2 separate regions of the Homo sapiens genome follow, and region 1 is linked to region 2. A link is an interaction called in ENCODE POLR2A ChIA-PET data of the cell type or tissue named here. Cell type or tissue: PC-9. All regions are shown on one strand. Links, peaks and the distances in the headings refer to the core of each region. The heading gives the core; the rest is flanking DNA.

What was found. Peaks named below come from ENCODE experiments on the same cell type or tissue, not always from the same donor. Only the 100,000 strongest peaks of a DNase experiment are listed, where the experiment ranks them.
Region 1: POLR2A ChIA-PET joins it to region 2 with 5 read pairs; 2 of 35 experiments call an interaction of 5 or more read pairs at or near these places.

What each region holds. Positions count from the first base shown.
Region 1 is chr4:74,175,585-74,183,282 of GRCh38, forward strand. All of the region lies in intron 3 of MTHFD2L (methylenetetrahydrofolate dehydrogenase (NADP+ dependent) 2 like), which reads left to right. Among named protein-coding and RNA genes, the nearest start is that of MTHFD2L, 21 kb to the left of the region's middle. In PC-9, for the core only: no CTCF peak of the experiment used is centred there; no DNase peak of the experiment used is centred there.
Region 2 is chr4:74,279,514-74,287,211 of GRCh38, forward strand. MTHFD2L (methylenetetrahydrofolate dehydrogenase (NADP+ dependent) 2 like) reads left to right here. Exons shown (of 8, transcript NM_001144978.3): 7 at 1,912-2,037. The region is part of intron 2 of LOC105377276 (a long non-coding RNA gene); the gene reads right to left. Among named protein-coding and RNA genes, the nearest start is that of EPGN, 25 kb to the right of the region's middle. In PC-9, for the core only: no CTCF peak of the experiment used is centred there; DNase peaks (open chromatin) are centred at 4,368 and 4,788; H3K4me3 peaks cover 1,011 bases; H3K27ac peaks cover 2,134 bases.

The DNA of each region.
Region 1 (7,698 bases), core at 1,264-5,263, 100 kb before region 2:
TTGAAAGTGAAATATAAGCATTGGCAATACATACACTCCTTGCTTTGCACAGTAGTATGGGTCTCTAAAAATGACGATGTAAGATGAAACCAGGTAATGTGATCTTAATAATCAAAGGTAAAAATAACAATTTTTCTGTGGCCTTTAAAACTTCTTATCCAAGCATTGAAAACTCTCCTACTGTGGTTCATAAATGTATAGGGAAATGAATAATTAGTAAAACTAAGCTAATGTTTTTTAGTACACTCTAATTTAAAACATTAGAAACATTGAGAAAGTGTATGATATCTTTGCAAAAGCTCGTCAAAAGTAGTTGGAGCAGTGTTTGTCTTCTGTCTAATTCTATAACTTATCATATGGAATGGGCATCTTTTCTATGTCTTGGTGAATTGAACTGTTATATTCCTTTCAAAGTTTAGATTAGCTCCCAGTATTTTGTCTATTCTACTTTCAATGTTGTGAAATTTCTCTGAGAGTTCCTTAACATTTAAAGGAATTTCAGTATGAAGTTTCACATTGGCGTCACTTCATCTGAGATGTTGTTGTCTTTTTTATTACGATCACTTTCCTCGTTTGTGTGATGGATTCACCCTCATTAAGTTCCTCTGGCTGCGTAACTACGTCTCTCCAAAGGATTCAGTGTCAGCATTCTATGGTCAGCTATTTCTCCTACAACTCCATTTACATTAAATTAGATTCCTATTGAAATGACTTTGTTTTTTATGTTTATCAGGCTTTTTCAACATAAGACTTACCTTCGCTTCATGCGGGCCTAGGTTTCTCTTGTCTTTGTTTGCTGTTGTTCAGATCTTCTACTTACATCCAGTTTCCATCCCAGCATTATCACATTTTGTTTCTTTGCTATACTTTCACTTTTATAGGCTAATCCCCTCTGTCTGTTATCCACTTTTGTAAAATATCATGTGGGTTTATCTCTGGGAAACATGGAGAAAACAACACTTTGCCATCGATGTTTGATGATTGTAAATGTGCAGTGACCAATCATTTGAAAGAAGTGCTATGACTGGTCACTGATCATCATCTCATCTGTTATTTCTGTAGTGATCTGTGGACTAAAGAGCTAGCAGCTCTTGTATAATTACTATGAAATTTGAAATGTGTTATTGGAGGACTAGTATTATTTAACTGAATTGTTGTTCTGAAATTTGTGCATATTTAAACTGCGCAAAATGAGGACTGCAGGTATAGTATAGGTTACAGTAGCTTTGTAGTTTTGAGTTCTGTAAGCTTTGATTAACAATCGTGATGTGCAAAAAGTAAAGCTATATAATGCTATTATATGGGATCTTTATGTGGTATTAATATTTTTCTTTATCCAGCAATATAATGTAATATCTTACTTAGCATATGTTATAGCTTTTGTGCTGTTTACATTATATCAAAAATTCATACTTCTAATTCTTTTCCTCCAATATAGCTGCACTGACAAAAATCATCAAGTTAATAAGAATCTCAGAAGCTATCAGTTTTCCCCCTGAGAAAAATGCTCTGGCAGATAATGCTTACATTAATGATGTTAAAGTTAGTATAGTGATAGTATCACTTACCTTTAAAACTAGAAAAAAAATTCAACACGTGCAGCACTCTTATATCATAGGAAAATGAGATCTAGAGAAGATCAGGAGTTTATTAACATCACAAATCTGTCCAAAAAATTTTAACAGTGTTTCTCAATTGTTTGACTCACTCACAATGAATCTCCTGTTGGTACTGTATTTATCAAGCAATCTTCTTATAGTTTGCAGTTTTTGAAATTTTCTCTACTTGGCATTTCTACGACATTTCAATAACTGTATAAACATGTCACAACATTAATTCTTAAAATGTCCATTCTACACAAAATGACCTGAAAAGACATTTCTTAAGAGAAGACATACAAATGGCCAACAGGTATATGAAAATGATAAACTTCACTAATTATCAGGGAAAGGCAAATTAAAACCACAATGAGATATCACCTCACACCTGTTAGGATGGCTGTTATCAAGAAAATGAGGTAAGTGTCAAGGATGTAGAGAAAAGGAACCCTTGCTCACTGCTGTTTAGAATGTAAATTGGTACAGTCATTTTAGAAAACAGCATGACAGTTCCTCAAAAAATTAAAAATAGAATACCGTATGATCAAAAAATTCCATTTCTGTATATATATCCAAATGTCATGATATCAGTATGTCAAAGAGATATCTGCACTCCTAAAGTAATGCTGCACATTGCAGCATTACTTTAAGATACATAATCAACTTTAGTGTCTATCAGTGGCTGAATGGATAAAGTAAATGTTGTTGTATATATACACTATGAAATAAGAATCAACTTTTTAAAAGAATGAAATCCTGTCATTTGCTATAACATGGAACCTGAAGTGTATTATACTAAGTAGAATGAGCTAGGCACAAAAAGAAAAACCTGCATGATCTTACCTGTAGAATTTTTAAAAGTAAACTCATGGAAACATAGAGTTAATGGTGGTTACCAGGGACTGAGGACTGGAGAGGGGATTGTGGAGATGTTGGTTAAAGGATACAAAATTTTAGTTAGACAGGAATAAGTTGTGGAGGTCTATTGTACAACATGGTGACTTAGCTAATAACAACATACTATATACTTGCAAATTGCTGAGAAAGTAGATTTTAAATGTTCTCACCACAAAAATACATATCTTGACTTAGCTGTTTCATAATGTATACATATGTCAAAACATTGTACACCACACATATCTACAAATTTTTCTTTGTTAATTTAAAAGTATTAAAATAGTCATAGTTTTCAAAGTACATTACATTTAGTTTGTCACAGATTTCTAACTACGTTGGATTTTATATCTGTAGAAATTTTACCCCTTTTGAGCAACATTCCTTATTTGGTGAATTTATTAGCAGCTCGCTGCTAGATGGCACTGGTGATTTGTCTGTATTAAATACTAAATTGCCTGAGTCCTGTGCTAGAGACTAAATTGTTTGAGTGTCTCAAACAGAGAGTGTGAGAAGCATAGAGCTAAAGTGACCACAGTGATTAAAAAAAAAAATCTGGATGTTCTGAGAAAGGGCAGTTTTCTATGTAGCCAAAAAGCCAATAATGCCAAAATTGTGGCTAACATTTATTACATTATGACACTTTTGTATGCCATTTATATTACAAATGGCACTTTGTATTTATTAACCCATTGGATCCTCACAATAATCCTGTGAAGCTGGAGCTATTATATATTTTTTACTGATGAGAAATTTGAGGCGTGAAGAGGGTAAGTAACTTCTTCCAAGTTCATAGAGTTGCTAAGTAACTGAGTTGGGATTTGAATCCGGGCAGACTGGCCCCCATGCCAAGAATACTCTTACCGATTATGTTAGCACCCTCACTGGCACATCAGTGTTATCTAGTGAGTCATGTGTGCTTACTATGTGGCAGGCACTCCCTTACCTGGATTATTTTATTGAATCCTACAAACACCCTTATATGATAAGAATTAACTTCTTCATTTTATAGTTAAAGAGACTGAGACACAGGGAGGTTAAGTGAATTGACCAGTATTACCTGTTAGTAAATGGTAGAGCCAAGACCCAAACCCAGATCAACTGATTTCAGAGCCTGCCTTTTAAACTTCTTGTTACGTTTTACTGTCTCTCAGAACATAGTAAGGCATAACGTAAGCACATATATTTCAAACATTCACATACAAGTTCCTAGCACATGTAACCACCAAGTTGCTGATCGTTTGGTTTCCCTGTTTCCATACTTATAACCTATATTTTTTACGATTTTTACCTTGCTCAATAATGGTATTCCTATTTTTATTCATAATTTCTTTTTGGTAAGGTTTAAAAATGATAGCAATGGGATTAAAGACATATTAAATATACTATTCCTTTCAAAGTAGCCTCCATTTTAGTAATTGCACTTTGGTACATTTTTGCTAGCAGAAGATATTATTCAAATATGGGTATATACAGTCTGAATTTATAATGTGGCTTTGTGATTTACTGACCGTTACTTAACTTTGATGAGTCTTACTTTCCTCATAAAAAGAGAATTGAAAATCGATCTTTTATACTACATATTGGGAACATATAGTTTGTTAGTTAATAGAAAAAGTTGGTTAAAGTAGAAAATTGTAAAACAATGCATATGTACCTTAAACATTGTGTTATGTAATAAATAATTTAAATATTCATTCATCAATCTTTAACATAGATTAAAAGCTTTCTGGAGCCCACTGATTGGACTTCTGCATCATCTTCTGGCATTAATAATACTTATAATTCATTGCCTGTAATTTTCAGGTTGCGGTGTAACAGTGAAAATTCATCTAGATTTTCAAAATGTCTCCCAGTCTTCAAAGTCGCCTTGCTGTTACCTAAGTCATACTAATGCTTTTTAGTTCTTGAGAGTCTTTCCAGATCATTCAGCTTAGTTTTCTTACAAATAAGAACTGTTCCCTTTTGCACTCCATTGTCATTTATTTATATCATTTTTACCTATGTTATAGAATTTACTATGAAAAAACTGGCAAAGACAGGCTGGGAAATACAAAAATTGTCTCTTGGTTATGAAACTCAACTGATAGGGTTAGGAATAGTTTATTAACTATTCTCTGATATGTCCAGCAAGGGCTGGACATCAGCCTTCATGTTTTACAGAATAAATGGAGCTCATTAGTTATTTTGATAGATTGGCTGTATAGAAGTAGATGAATACAGCCTCTCCTATGTATATCTCATAAGACTGTTATAATGAACAAATTAAACAATAAGCAAATGAAAAAATGAATGAGTCTAGTTGATTACACCTTCAAGCTTAATAATATAAAATTATTTTCTATAATTTGGTTAGTAAATGTGTATTTCAAATTATTTTATCATTAGAAATCTGAGATTTCTCACAATTATGGCAATGTCTTGAGTAAAATAAATTCCAAGTTAGAATTATAATTCTAATGTTTGAAGACAGGTTTGCATAAGAATTAAACAGAATGTGCAGGGAGTTTCCATGCATCTCATTTGAGCAACAAGCAAAGAAATGAGATAGAATTCTGTCCTGTTTAATGGTACTGGGACTGTCACAAGCTAAGCCTTGTTTATGTTCAGAAGCTGTGCAACTTTGTTCAGGATTTGAAATGCTCGGGATATAAGAGTACACAGGCTTGCTCTTTGTCCAGTAGCTGACCCTAAAGCTAAGGAGAAATAAAAATGACCGAATGCAGATGCTTTCCTACTCCTGTCCTGACCGTGCAGAGATTCTTATCAATAAGTGGTCACTTTGTCGAGGTAAGAAAGGGGTCTGTTATTTATGTTATATTCTTTTTTTCTTCTAAGTAGGCATTTTATTTTATTTTTTTTTAGCTTTTATTGAGTTATCTGTATTAAACTGATATCATATTAAAAGTTAAATTTTTGGAGTATGTATCTTTGTATAGAGTAAAGTAATTAGAAAAATAGTCTTTTAAAACTGGGAACCAGTGGCATCCTTTTCAAACTAGAATAATAAAAGGGAAATTATAATATTCACAAACTTGAAGCACACTGGAATTCTGCTATAAATGTTTGTTATAGAATAGAATTTGGTGCAGGGTGAATTTGATTTAAGAGGGTTTAAATTATATGAACTGTGTGAAAACATTTAGATCTAAGGCTGAAAACAATTATCAACTCAATGAAATTTTAATATGGTATTTCACAACTGTGACTTCATGACAGCTGTTACAAGTGTCAGGAATGGTAAATATGTACTATTTACTAATGCCAACACTGTACAGAAGTGCTTTATATACAATAAATCATTTATTACTCACAGCAATCCTTACCAGTAGATGCTATTTCTATCTGAGGTTTGTGGTTAAGGAAAAAGAGTGAACTGAGTAACTGGTGTGAGTTCACTCAGTGAGTAAGTACCAGAGCGTTGTCAAGAGAACCAAGTGTAGCATCCTTCGTACCATAGTCACAGTCCTACAGCAGAAATTTAAGAGAGCATCAAGAGAGATGCTTGCTTACCCGCTTTGTATTTACTTGCTCTCTGAGAAGTCTACTTCTCATTTATTTCTGGAACACAATTAGGTAAACTCTATCTATTTCAAATGTTCTCTTCAGTTGTCTAGTTTGAAGCCTTTGAGGATTAGCACCTTCCAGTTTATTCAAGGGAATTGGACAAAGAAATGAGAATGAACTATAGGATTAAAGGATAAAACTAAAGAAGGTGAGTTAGAAGAGTTTGAGTTCATGGCGCAGATTTAACATAAAATAATCGAATAATTAGTAGGCATAAAAAGGTGGATATCGACCTAACTAGTAAGCATGGAGATATGTGTATTTGTCTAAAACTCATTTCTTCATTTGGGGAAAAAAAGTATTGCTATAATTACTTTTCATGAGAAATTATCAAATTTATGTATCCAGAACACTGATTATTATTAAAATGTTTGACCAGAGTGGGAATTTTTTTTTATCATTCTGAACTCTTTCCTATTTTATTCTGTTTAATTCAAGATGGTTTCTAAATTTTAATTTTACTTTGTTTTAGAATTTATATTTCCTTTCTCTATGGGAGAAACCCCAGTTCTGTGTTTGAGTGTATAGAATAATTCCACATAGGGAGAATTGCAGTAAACATTATAACCCTGTAATCTGCCTTGTATCTGTTAGACAATTAGTGAATGCTGTTGAAGAAATGAGTGAATCCTGTAGTTTTTCAGCACCACTTTTTTGTGTGTTAAGTCTCATCCTTCTGCATATGTTTCTACATGTAAGAGATTAGTGCATAAACAATTTAACTGATCAAGATTGGTGAAGATCTTGTGCCCGCACCCATGAAAGTTTTCTATAGCTATATAGTATCTATTGTATACAGGCCACGTTAGGAATGCATATTTTATAACTTGAATAATGTGTTAGCCTCTTACCTCTTCACTATATTGGTTACCTTTCAAACATACAAGGGCTGAGTTCTTTCTCCCTTTAGATCTTAGCGTAAATGTCACTGCTTTGGGGAAGCTTTTCCAGCCCATGCCCCTAAGTTGTTTTCATTCTGTTGTTCTCTATTTGGAACCTCCTTTTTTTCTGTGACAGAGACAATTTAAGTTCTCCAAATATCCACATGTCCTCTTATATTTTGGGGCTTCTCTTTGCAATTAGATTGAGCCCATGTGACTACTGGACAATAGATTGTAAAAGGAAGAGACATTTTTGGAACCACTTCCAGACTGAGATGGTTAAAAGCTGTTGTGCCCTCCTCCTTCACTTCTGTTTCTGTTGCATTGTTCTTGGAAACTAGGTATTACAGATGGTTGTAAATTACAAAAAGTAGGGCAGTAGAATTCTTATTGGACTTGACATGAATAAGAAATAAATACCCTTTTATAAATGACTGGGATTTCAGATTTTTTTAAACCTATAAACTCACAGATCAAAGAAGCTCACCAAACTCTCAAGCTCATGAAACATGAAGAAAACTATGCCAAAGAACACCATAATCAAATTATTCAAAACCACTGATAGAAAAAAATCTTAAAAGCAATAAGGGGGTTGGGGGAGGGCATTACATACAAAGGAACAAAGAGGACAGTGACAGAATATTTATTGATAGAAACAATGCAAGCAAGAAGACAATAGAACAATATCTTTAAGTATTAAGAGGAAAAAAAACACCTGTAAACCCAAATTTCTATACCTAGTGAAAATACCTTCAAAA
Region 2 (7,698 bases), core at 1,982-5,981:
ATTAAAATCAAGCTCACACTTTCCTCTATTTTGAAAATTTTGCCATTTGTTCATTGCCATTTAATATTCTCTGAGATGTTATAATAATCAGAGGGAGATTGGGATCTTTGCCATTAGCATAGTAGCTGGACTGTAATAACTATTTTATGAATATTTTTATCTTGAACTTTTTTCTGCAGCTATACTCAATGTATGTCTTCTTTTTCTATTGGATGCCAAGAAGAAACAGGATTTTATGACTATCTGGAGCAATGCATAGTACCTATGTCAGAACCAATAAAAAAGATAAGTTCTATATCACAGGATAGGAAAGCAAGGGAAAAATATATCTCAAACATTGGTGACTCTTCTGTTACATCATTATGAGACTAAGGAAGCTATCCTACAGCTATATCTATGTTGACACTGACCATTTGTTTATAGCCTTTAAACTCTTGCTAGCAGTAAAAATCATGTTACAAGGTGACATTTAAGCCACCCGTAATGCTTAAATGGATAGTACAGGTGCTAGAATGTCTCTAACAATGCAGTGGATAGGCTTTTCCTGCAAGAGATCTAGAATACGAATGTGAGAACATCACCTACCGACACCATGTCCACTAGAAGCATTGTGATAGAATAATAAAGATGATCACAGAGTCTTTGATTCTCCTCCCATTGAGAAGTGGAGTCTCTGTTCCTCCTCGTGATCTGAGTGGACTGTGTTACTTCTTGACCAATAGTATATGACAGAAGTGACATTATGCTGGTTTCCCAGTCCAAGCATTAAGAGGCTGGTAACTAATACTTCTTGTCTCCTGGAACACTCACTCTTGGAAGCCAGCTGCCAAGCTGTGAGAAACCAAGCCCCATGAAGAGTTCATGCATATGTGTTCCAGTTGACAGCCTTAGCTATGCTCCCAGCCAATCACAAGCATCCACTGCAACCATGTGAGTGAGTCCTTTTAGCCTGGTCATGTCTTTAGATGACTCTAGCTTCAGACACTATCTGACTCCAATTACATGAAAGATCCTAAGCCAGATGCATCCAGATGAACTCAGTCAACCCACAGAACCATAAGACATAATAATAAATTGTTGCTTTAATCTATTAAATTTGTGATTGGATTGTTCAATGTTTTTTTTTTTTAAAAAACTGGAACATTAACCATTGTTAGCTGGTACTGTTGTATTTGAAACAAAATTTGAAAATAATTGCAGGAAATAGATGGTTGCATAAGATCTCTGTATAATGTTGCATAAGACCAATAGTGAGGAGAGCTTACTATACATGACACCTTTCAGAATCATATACGGACATCGTGATTCAAAGAAACCAAGAAAAAATAAAAAGAAAGCTCAAGGTAGCACTTAGCACTGCACATTTGGAGTTGATGAGATGCCATTATGAGTATGGCACTTTACTGTTTATGACAACCCTGGGGAATATGAATTATTATTATCTTCATTCTTTCTTTCCCCCTCCCTTCCTTTCTATCTCTCTCCCTTCCTCCCTCCCTTCCTCCCTTTTTTCTTTCCCTCCTTCCGATTTCCAAGTTGCTTTCACTGTGCTCCACTCCACCACACCTCAGCAGGAGCCTGTCTCATGTCCGCAGTCTCCCCATGCCATTCATAGTATGTGACATACAAAAGGATGCTGCTCAAGCAGGTATCCCTGTGATGTCAGGTGAGCCATCTCTGAAGTGAGAGGCTAGCTCCTGCAGGATTTCATCCTCAGAAGTCCTGATGTGCTGCCTTAATCATCTTTGTTATTCTCTCGGATCAGAAATCATCAATGGCCTGTTTTTTAAGGAACAATGTATTACACATACGTGTGTGTGTGTGTGTGTGTGTGTGTATTTTTAAAGCCTACCAAAACAGATATGTACACCTTTGTTATGCTGAAGGACAAACAACTCTTTTTGTTTTCAGGTATTCCAAAGTTGATTACGTCTGATATGGTTAAAGAAGGTGCTGCTGTAATTGATGTGGGTATCAACTATGTCCACGATCCAGTGACAGGAAAGACAAAATTAGTTGGAGATGTGGACTTCGAAGGTAATAAACCAATATCTTTTGATAGGTGAAGAAGATAAAAAAATTCCACCTTACGTATTTTAAAAATAGAGAAGTTTCATTTATGGAGGAATTATTAACTTATTAATCATCACCTCTTTCTTCTGAGGGAAAAGATTTTAATCAGACTTAAATATTTACTTTCTCCCTTCCTCTCTCTTTCCCTCCCTTTCATCCTTCCTTTCTTCCTTTTCTCCCTCTCTTCTAATTGTATCATTAATATTTGGTTTAGGGATCAAATTTCTTATAGTACAGTTTTTATTGATAGAATACAGCTGGCCTTTTATAGACCTGGGCATAGTTTTGAATTTTGGGAGTTGACATCTTACTCTACGCTTAGTCAAATATGCTCTATGCTCAGCCATTCACTCTTAGAGCCAGAAGGCACCTTAGGGTGTGTCTGCCAACCCTAACTACATTTCAGATCTAGGTAGTTATCTAGATAGTTGAAGTCAGTGTTTTTCACTTGTGTTTTAGAGAGAATAAAGAAAAGGAACTAAGCTAAAGTTTTTGTGGTCGATGAAAGATACAAGGCAACAAATATGTAGTAGTAAAAAAAAAATTCTAACCCAGTCTTCTCTTTACAATAGGGGAAACTGGGCCCCAGTACTTCTAGATGCCTGACCCTCTAATCTGATTTTACTTCCGTTATCTTTGTCATATATTTACCTGCATTCAGATTTTCAGTGTGCCTAGGAGTCTTAGATGTCTATGAAGGCATGAATATAGTAAAGTTAAGTGGTGACATTTTTATGTTAGAAATATTTTTTGTATAAGAGTGATTATTCTGGCCAAAAAATACAGTGCCACATCAAGAACTTTGTTAGTTATAGGTGTGTCCTTCTTACAGAGAAACTGAAAAGAATAGGTGATGCCATTTTAAAAATAATTTAGATTTTGTTTTTTCACTTAGAACCTGGTCATCAGGTGATGGTTTACCCAAGTTCTAGCATATTGTTGAATAAAATAGAAAATGCAGATAGTTAGAAGTGTCCTAGGGTACTGGCCCTATATATGTGAGATTCTAAGATACATCAGGGACCAGATCCAAGTAAGCCATTTGAGCCTAAAAGAAAAAGAAAACTGTAAGGACACATATGTGCAACAATGCGTTCTAGAGACAAAATGGTGTAAATAAGAGCAAAGTACAGATGTACCGTACCAAAGAAAACACTGCTGCCCTCATTGGCTCTAATACACAGGGTCTCTGACATGGTTGGAACTCTATTCTAGCAAGGCTGGCTCTTGACATGAACATGTCTATCTGTACGTATATACATATGTCTGTGTGTGTGTTGTGTACATGCTGAAATCACTAGGGAATGACCTCATTTATTTATTTAATCTTCCATGTTCAATCACTTAGGCCAGATATGAGTAACTTATTTGAATTTCTCAACTTGAAAGAGTAAAGTGCATTTTATTTTAAAACCTGGCTTATTTATTTTCTTTACTGTCATTCTGTTTCTTGATAACATTATAGTTATGCATTCATTGCAAAATTACCACATTTGTGATGCACCCAGATGGCACTGACAACATGAGATAACCAGCTTGAGGCAAGAAAAGCAGGGATGTTTGCAGTTCACAGCCTTGACTGCCTGTAAGGCAAGCTTACCCAGCAGTTCAGTCCAGCACATTTTACAAGACTCTTCTCTCATAGAGTATTTTTTTGGTCTCATGTCACTTCCATGCTTTCTTCTTTTTTAAGTAAGAATGTTTTTTACTGAAAGTAAAAAGTATTCTGAAAGCAATTTTTACATGAGCATTTTTGGTGGGTGTATATGCTTAGTAGCACATATACTCACTTCATGTCACATGAAGTCTAACTTGTTAATGATTATTAAATCAAATTGTAGTTCTGTGTATCTAAGTATATATAAAAATTTTAAAAGGAGATGGAAAAGAGACAAAGATATGAGATGAACAGGGCTGGGAGACCTAGCCTGTTGCCCTATAGTTTTGCCACCTCACTAGCTGTCAGTGATATCAGTTAAATGATAGCAATTATATTAGTGGCTCCATTCAGCTCTACTGTTTGGCATATCTTGGACATCCAACAGAGCATTACCAAATGATCGTGTAAAAGCACAGAAACTTTCACCTGGAAGGTCGAGCTTTTCTAATCCTCTCATAAAAGACACCCATATGATTAGTTGTATCTAGCTTGCCAGCCTGCTGATTCATGGAGCAAGAGTACTAATGAGGACCTGGACTTGGTAAAGAAGGCTTTGCCAGTGAGGCCATGACTCAGCCACCCACAGGAGCAGGCAAGTGATAGGTTTTGACATGTTGCTCTTCAAGTTGTTCATCAGGACTTAACCTGAGGTGAAGGATGATCCCCCAACTGAGAGGGAGGAATTTTAAGATGGGTTATGCCACAAAACTCATAAGTAACATTTGGCTTCAAATTGCCACAGGGAAAGTGTGGTGGCTGCTTTGTGAGTATCGGTGAAAAGTTTCACTATAACTATAGCCAAGATAAACAAAACAGATGTAGATAAAATCAATCGTTGAAGTAAATCGTCCTTGCAGAAATCTTTGTTTCATTAGTAAAGAAAACTGGATGACCCCGTTAAAAGTAGGTAACATTGATGGGAATGATTTATCCACATAAATAAACAAAATGGCTGTGACAGAAAGGATGACAATGTCCCAGAGGATGTAAAAAACTTCACATTAAAGGAATCTGCAGTGATATTTCATGCCATTGAAAGGGCAAAGGATAAAATGTTGGAAGCTGATTCATACTTAGAAAGGAATCTGCCAGTTCACCAAGGCATAGAAAAGATGCTTGCTCCTTCTAACTGGTGTGAGATGGTATCTCATTGTGGTTTTGATTTGCATTTCTCTGATGGCCAGTGATGATGAGCATTTATTCATGTGTCTTTTGGCTGCATAAATGTCTTCTTTTGAGAAGTGTCCGTTAATATCCTTCGCCCACTTGTTGATGGGGTTGTTTGTTTTTTTTTTTCTTGTAAATTTGTTTGAGTTCTTTGTAGATTCTGGATATTAGCCCTTTATCATATAAGTAGATGCAAAAATTTTCTCCCATTCTGTACATTGCCTGTTCACTCTGATGGGAGTTTCTTTTGCTGTGCAGAAGCTCTAAAAATCAGGAAACAACAGGTGCTGGAGAGGATATGGAGAAATAGGAACACTTTTACACGGTGGGACTGTAAACTAGTTCAACCATTGTGGAAGTCAGTGTGGCGATTCCTCAGGGATCTAGAACTAGAAATACCAATTGACCCAGCCATGCCATTGCTGGGTATATACCCAAAGGACTATAAATCATGCTGCTATAAAGACACATGCACACGTATGTTTATTTCAGTACTATTCACAATAGCAAAGACTTGGAACCAACCCAAATGTCCATCAATGTTAGACTGGATTAAGAAAATGTGGCACATATACACCATTGAATACTATGCAGCCATAAAAAAGGATGACTTCATGTCCTTTGTAGGGACATGGATGAATCTGGAAACCATCATTCTCAGCAAACTATCGCAAGGACAAAAAACCAAACACTGCATGTTCTCATTCATAGGTGGGAACTGAACAATGAGAACACTTGGACACAGGAAGGGAAACATCACACACCGGGGCCTGTTGTGGGGTGAGGGGGATGGGGGAGGGATAGCATTACGAGATATACCTACTGTAAATGACGAGTTAATGGGTGCAGCACACCCACATGGCACATGTATACATATGTAACAAGACTGCACGTTGAGCACATGTACCCTAAAACTTAAAGTATAATTTAAAAAAAGACTTAAAAAAAGATGTTTGCTCCTAATCATCAGTTGTATGACCAAAAGAAGGCAAGCACCATTCAAACTATTCTTTGCAAAATGTTTACAGAGAAATAAAACACTTCAGTTCTCAATGTTTCCAAAATTTTAAATTGCATTCGTTTTTTTAAATATTAGTTTAATTTTGCTAGTAGTTAGTAGTAGTTTTACTATTAATTTTACTACTAGTAAATAGTAATATTTGTTTTACTATTATCAGTAATATTAATTTTACTACTATTTTTAATCCCCTATACATTTATAGACCACAGTAAGAGAACTTTTAATGTTTTGACAAAAAATTTTTAAAGGTCACTAAACAAATATAATTTCTCCCATTGACTACTAAAATTGCTTTGCACTGTTTCAACAGTCATCTTTGTGGTCTTACACTACTGTGAAAACTGAGCACTGCTTGTATTTTTCTCTGTGTCTAATTAAATCTCATGAAATTAGTGATCATATAGTTCAAATTCATATCCAATGCCATAATCACTTCTACATGATTATTCAGTTGTTTGGTTACAGTTTCTCACTGTTACTATTACTGTCTAGGTAGGTTGTTCACTGTGGAAGGTAATGTTTGCTAAGCACCTTGCCAACCATTATGTTCTTTTCCTCAACATACATTGAAGTTAGGCCTTTCCTGCAATGCCATGCCTCTCTGGATGTTTTGGGAAATAAATAGGACCTTAAAGTTATTACTAAATTGAAGTGCTATTTTGTTTTGTATTGATTTCCAGTTACAGAACTTGACAGTTCATCAATATGTCCAGCTTCTGACAAATGCTTAACATTCCTCTTCTATTACTTGAACATACTTCCTCCCTCCTAACTTATGTCATTAAAAGAAGAAACAGTATTTAAAACCATCTGTGATAACATTATTTTGCATGTCTAAGAATTATTTTTCATTACTAATAATCATGCAGCAAATAATTATTCATTTATAAGTTTATGTTTGCTATATAGATTATTACTTTTTTACACTTAGGTATACCTACTTTCACAGGCAATTTTTTTAAACCATTTTCTATTGTAGCTTAGAAAGAAACTTCATACATTTCTGACAAAGAAGGCTTTATTCTCAAAAGATAGAAATGAGATTATGTGCCATGAGTAGTAAATAGCTTCTTGTAAATAACACATTGGAAAACAGTATGTAGTCCTAGACTCAAAAACTCTTAATTATACCGTTCTTAATTCATCAAATGGATTTGATCAGCTAAACAGTCTAATTAATGACTTCCATGCTGTTAATTCAATTAACCATGCTCTTATGGGTGAATTCTTGGGCCTCATTTACTTCTCATAGCTAACGCAAAGACATTTCTCTACCCTTTTGAAGCTTTAGTAGCTTTGCTTCAATTTTATGATGCTTCCTGCAGGGATTGAGGTGGAATAAGAACTGGAGTGTCTATTCCCTGTTGCCTGCCATCTCTCCTCCCTGTATTCCAACTCTGACAATGCCTTTCCACTTATTGGTTTATACTAAAACAAGGAATGAAACAGACAGGAAAGAATTGGTGTTGTAAAGAAATGAAAGAGACAGGAAAGAGAAATGATGTGTAGGCATTTTTGTTAAAGTAAAAATAAATGAGGTTAATGTTTAAGAGTGACTTTCCTCTCTCTACTGTCTTAACATAATTGGATAGTAAAATTTAAAGTGGTAAGTCTTTGTAAAGGTGATAAGTCTAATGTAAAGGTACATTATATTGTTGATGAAACTGGTTTAAATTACAAAAAATAAAGAAGTCACACTTTATGGAAAAGAATGTCTACTCCTCTAGCGCAACTGACATTATCATTGTATTTTGTACTAGAGTTGCTTCCAGATATT